Regions from separate parts of the Homo sapiens genome. Here region 2 is linked to region 1. Evidence: read pairs that join two places in POLR2A ChIA-PET (ENCODE). Cell type or tissue: HCT116. All regions are shown on one strand. Links, peaks and the distances in the headings refer to the core of each region. The heading gives the core; the rest is flanking DNA.

Region 1 (2,915 bases), core at 118-2,617:
ACTTAATAGGCAAACTTTTGCCTGTTAATTGTGGATGGAGGATACCCAGGCATGAGCTCTTTTGGGCCTGCATCTATCTTTTTTAAAAAACAAAAAACAAAAATACAAAACTGTAAATGAAAACAGTAGTAGAACTGTTGATAGGATTTGAATTCCTATAGCTATCTATGCCTTGATAAACTTACAGCATGTTTAAACTTTCTGGGTCTAAGTTTCCTTCTTCATCTGTAAACAGGGGTAATAGTACCAGCCTTAACTATTTAACAAGGTGTCAATGCAGATCAAATAAACAAGAGTATCAAACTAGGTAACTAAACAAATGATAAAAATGGCCATTAACTTTCTAAGTGCTGTAAGATCAAATGGAGTGAAAATAGATCATTTTTTAAAATAAGGCATATCTGGAATATATGGAAATAGGGAAGGAAATATAAGTAGAATTGAAAGATAATTTTTGTTTCACAGAAAAATAAAGGCCGGGTGTGGTGGCTCACGCCTGTAATCCTAGCACGTTGGGAGGCCGAGGGAGGCGGATCACTTAACGTCAGGAGTTTGAGACTAACCTGGCAATTGTGGTGAAACCCCCGTCTCTACTAAAAATACAAAAATTAGCTGAGAGTGGTGGCGCATGCCTTTAATCCCAACTGCTCGGGAGGCTGAAGCACGAGAATCGCTTGAACCCAAGGGGCAGAGGTTGCAGTGAGCTGGGGTTACGCCACAGCACTCCAGCCTGGGTGACAGAGTGAGACTCCGTCAAAAAAAAAAAAAGAAAGAAATATCTGTAGAAATCTCAATTCTCTTTTCCTGTAGACTGTTAGATACAGTCAGTTGTCTGCCTCTTTAGAGACTAGTATACTAGTTGTGGTGGTTTAAGAGTGTAGGCTCTGGACATTTCCTACCTGTGTGATTCTGAGAAAGTCGATGAACTTGGCTTTTACCTCAATTTACGTATCTATAAAATGAAGATAATAATACACCTATTTCATAGAATTTTTGTGCATTAACATGTGCTTAGAACAGCGCCAGACACATGGTAAATTGTCATTGTAATTTGTGTTTTTTTTATCTGACTTAAGCAGTAGCTAGAGTTATAGAAATTCATGCTATAGGAAGGCCGGGAGCGGTGGCTCAAGCCTGTAATCCCAGCACTTTGGGAGGCCGAGGTGGGCGGATCGCGAGGTCAGGAGTTCAAGACCAGCCTGGCCAACATGGTGAAACCCTGTCTCTACTAAAAATACAAAAAATTAGCTGGGCATGGTGGCGGGCGCCTGTAGTCCCAGCTACTCGAGAGGCTGAGGCAGGAGAATGGCGTGAACCTGGGAGGCGGAGCTTGCAGTGAGCCGAGATCGTGCCACTGCACGCCAGCCTGGGTGACAAAGCAAGACTCCGTCTCAAAAAAAAAAAAAAAAAAAAAAGAAATTCATGCTATAGGAAATGTCACATGGTGTCTCTAGTCTTTTCTATATGTGAGACATAGTTTTTAAGCTTTCATATTAGATACTCTAAAGGAAAGATGTATGGTTAGAGTTGGTAGTTTATACAACTTTTATAGGGAGCTGTGTAGTAGATGTTCCATACAAACCATGTTATTCATAATTACATATTGAAAAGGTTCCCTGTAACCAGGTACATTATCTATATGAAATGTTAGTAATTTGAAATGTTGAATCTTGCATTTTAACAGTATTTGCTGATTTTTATCTGAAAATATTAATTGGTCTTTATGTTACCTCTTTTTTGCACACTGTATTTTAGAGAATTATACTGTAACTATATATGACTGTTCAGTTTTAAATTGTAATAGTTAATTATGACTTTTAAACTTCGGAAAGTTTAAAATATTTTTATCACCCTGGAGCTGAAAAGTACTTTAAAAATCACCTGCCTACCTTCCTGCTCTTAGACAATGCTGTGCCTAAGACATCACAGAAAGCTATGGTAATTACCTATATGATTTTTTTAATCTAAAGAAAGAAGATCCTACAAATTGCCCTGAGGCAAGCTCAACACTACACAAATATTTAAGTATTTGATTATACTGGAAACTATGAAGTTGGGGCATCAGTATGAGGACCTGAATACCTTCTTACCCTCGCCTTTGAATTACCTATAGGGGGAAAACAACTCTTTAAAAAACAACCTAATCTACTCAGTACAAAAGCAAGTATGGCACCAGAATATGAAAGTTCAAGGAAAAAAAGCGTGTACTCTAACAGTGGTGTTTTATCTATATCCTTCAGGTAATTTTGGAGTTGGGCATATAAGCTGCTAGAATACCTACCTGGAGGAGGAGATGAAATGTTCCATGTGGCCACCTTGTCTCCTTTAGAGACTGTCACATTCAAAGTATATTGACCACATTAAAAGTACTCGTGGTAGAAAGCAAAGGTGCTGTTTCGTCACCTAAAGGTGAAAACGTGCTGTCTGGAACTTCGAAAAACTCAAGTATTCAATAATTTTTATGCCAGTCATGTCCAGCCCATAATTGGGTCTTTCGTCTCCACCTCTCTGCATAAACTGAATGTCCCTTGTCCTTTTTTGTAGTGATGGCAGTGATGATGCTTGAATTTTGAAGCCATAAATGTGATGTGTTAACCCTAAATGGTCCTCATGTATAGGAGTGTCCTTGAAAAAAATCTCATCTACCTCATGATTTAATATGATATAGTGTCTCTGGCAGTAGATAACCCAGCTTTTCTTTCTTTCTTTAATGTTACTTGTAACAAAATCTTTAGTCACCAAATCTAGTGACTCTTTAAAGAATGTTAATATCAGAAAGGTTTTTTGTTTCCTTTTTTTAATGGTGAGAGGGCAGTGGTTTTTAGTTGCATAGGATAAAAATTCCAGGACTGTATCCTAAGATTTGCTGGTTAAATAATTATAAAGACCATTGGATTGTGTTTTATACTGGCAGT
Region 2 (2,915 bases), core at 185-2,684, 330 kb before region 1:
GATCTAAATTCAGTGGACAGGAGTTAGAGAAGAAATAGGCTATTCATAGTCTCAAAGTATCTCCCTCAGGGTGCTTACCAGTTATGAAAAGAAAAACAATAATTTTACTATGGAGAATCCTACCAGATACCACCTTAATCAAGTGATCAAGGTTGACACAACCTGTAGTAAGACAAATCAGCATGAGGTACCTGCTAGTGATAGGGACAGGAGGCAGAGAAATTCTAGGCAGAAAAGAGCGGGTCCCAGCGAAAACCCCACCCTCAAGCTGAAAAGCCTGAAACCATGGCCCAAAGTGAGAATTTCTATTCCTGTTTTCCCACTCAAATGTTGCGTTTTCCTAAATCACCCATGGCCCTGCCCCACCCCATCCTGTGCCTATAAAAACTCCAGACTCAGCTGGCAGAGAGGAGAAGCAGCGGGACATCAGGACTATGGCTGGACGTCAGAGAGAAGCAGCTTAACTTCAGAGGTGCAGCTTGATGGTGTAACTTAGGAGAAGAATCTGACTGGAGACGGCCAGACTTCAGAAGAAGATGACCTACCCCCCCATCCCCTTTTCAGCTTCCCTTCCCGCTGAGAGCCACTTTTATTGGCAATAAAATCCTCCACATTTACCACCTTTCAATGTGTTCATGTGACTTCATTATTCCTGGACACCGGACAAGAGCTCAGGGGCCACAGGTGTGGATATGAAAGGCTGCCACACTGGCCCTTTGCCCTCACTGGTGGAGGGCAGCTGCCCCATGCGACGAGGTAAAGGGCCCACTGAGCTGTTAAAACTTAAGCTGTCTGTGGACAGCAGAGCTAAAAGAGCACTGTAACACGCCCTGTGGGGCTTTTGGGGGTCACAGCCCCCATCTGGATGCTGCTGCAGGGCCCTCCTACTGGCACCAAAGCAGCCGGCAGTTCCAGCACTCGTGCACTCCAGTTCCCACCTCATTCACTTGTGTGCTACCTCCTGTGAGGAGTTGAGCGCAGCGGGCTGAGTAAACAAGGCACCCCTGTCACGAGTCCCACAGAGGGGTCAGGGAAGTATCCTGCTTCATCAGTATGACATACCGAGAAAGACAAAACTTCACTTCTGTGGTATTCTTGCCAAAAGTGCATAACCTCCATCTAACTGTAACTGCCCAATGGGTTCACCTTGCCTGCTGCCTAGACAGAGCCGATTTATCAAGACAGGGAAATTGCAACAGAGAAAGTGTAATTCACGTACAGCCGGCTGTGTGGGAGACTGGAGTTTTATTATTATTCAAATCCGTCTCCCGGAGCATTCAGGGATCGGAGTTTTTAAGGATAATTTGGTGGACAGGGGTCAGTGAGTCAGGAGTGTTAATTGGTTGGGCCAGAGATGAAATCATAGGGAGTTGAAGCTATCTTCTTGTGCTGAGTCAGTTCCTGAGTGGGGTAGATCAAGTGAGGCAGTTTATTGATCTGGGTGGTGCCAGCTGATCCATCAAGGGCAGGGTCTGCAAATATCTCAAGCGCTGATCTTGGGTTTTACAATAGATATGTTATCCCTATGAACAATTTGGGGAGGGTCAGAATCTTGTAGCCTCCAGCTGAATGACTCTTAAGCCATAATTTCTAATCTTTTGGCTAATTTGTTAGTCCTACAAGGGCAGTCTAGTCCCCAGGCAGGGAGGGGATTTGTTTTGGGAAAGGGCTGTTATGGGTCTTTGTTTCAGAGTTAAACTATAAACTAAGTTCCTCCCAAAGTCGGTGAGGCCTACAATTAGGAATGAACAAGGACAGCTTGGAAGTGAGAAGCAAGATGGAGTTGGTTAGGTCAGATCTCTTTCACCGCCTCAGTTATAATTTTGCAATGGCAGTTTCATAATCATGAGAAAAACATCAGAAATTTGTGGAGGTATGAGTTAATAGTATTGTACCAATATTAATTTCCTGGTGTTGATAATTGTGCTATATTTGTGTAAGATGTTAACATTAGGGGAATGGTACACAGAACTCTGTACTATTTTTCCAACTTTTCTGTAAGTCTAAAACTTCAAAATGAAAAGTTTCTTAAAAAGTGACTCAGCAACCGGGTACAGTAGCTCAGGCCTGTAATCCTAGCACTTTGGGAGGCTGAGACAGGAGGATCGCTTGAGCTCAGGATGGGCAGCATAGTGAGACCTTGTCTATATTAAAAAAAAAAAAGACTCAGCATTTTGTGAGGAGTAAAAGAGATGACACATATAAATAAGGTGCTTAGCACTGACACAGTAAGTGCTCAAGAAGTTTGTTTTAAAGCCCCATAAATGCTCAAGAAGTTTGACCCTCTATTATTTTTGTTATTTGACTTGAAAAATAGTAAGGGTGGCAGGTAAAGTAAAGGGCAATCCATTCAAAAACAGGAGGACTAGCAACAGCAGATACTTAGATGTGGAAAGGTACCCAGTACGTTTAGGTGGGTAGGGGGCGTAAGTTGACCAGACAGGCAAAAGCAGAAGTCTTTTAATTTTTTTAAAATAGGGAAATAATGGGACATGAGGCAGGAAAGGCCTCAAATGCCAAACTGGAGAGCCAGTTTTAGTTGGAGAAAGGCAGTAGGAAGTACCTTTGTTCAAAAGGGACAACAGAACTCAAGAAGTTCCTGCCTTTCAGAAAGGCCCAAATCAGGAGGGGTCCCCACTACCCTGCAGAGCTCCCTTGTCATTGATAAAGGACAAAGGATCTGAGAGAGAGGAAACCTTCTGAAAAGTTTTCTAGGAGTTTGGAATGTAAAGTTCTTCACCAATGAGTGAAGGATAAACTCCAGCCAGTAGGGTTTGATTCTGCAGGGTGGTAGTGGTGGGGGAGGGGTTCTGTGGCTGGTGCTCTGGGGTGGGAGGCAGTGAAAGCGGAACCTTCCTGCAGGGGCCCCTGGAAGCTGAGCATCCTTGGTGGAAATCCAAGCTCAGCCTGCTTCC

What was found. Peaks named below come from ENCODE experiments on the same cell type or tissue, not always from the same donor. Only the 100,000 strongest peaks of a DNase experiment are listed, where the experiment ranks them.
Region 2: POLR2A ChIA-PET joins it to region 1 with 5 read pairs; 4 of 35 experiments call an interaction of 5 or more read pairs at or near these places.

Annotation. Positions count from the first base shown.
Region 1 is chr2:62,797,611-62,800,525 of GRCh38, forward strand. The region is part of intron 5 of EHBP1 (EH domain binding protein 1); the gene reads left to right. Among named protein-coding and RNA genes, the nearest start is that of EHBP1, 93 kb to the left of the region's middle. In HCT116, for the core only: no CTCF peak of the experiment used is centred there; no DNase peak of the experiment used is centred there.
Region 2 is chr2:62,463,446-62,466,360 of GRCh38, forward strand. It overlaps LOC105374764 (a long non-coding RNA gene), which reads left to right. Exons shown (of 6, transcript XR_002959390.2): 6 at 394-622. It also overlaps a transcript of TMEM17 not described here. Among named protein-coding and RNA genes, the nearest start is that of TMEM17, 41 kb to the right of the region's middle. In HCT116, for the core only: no CTCF peak of the experiment used is centred there; no DNase peak of the experiment used is centred there; H3K27ac peaks cover 2,500 bases.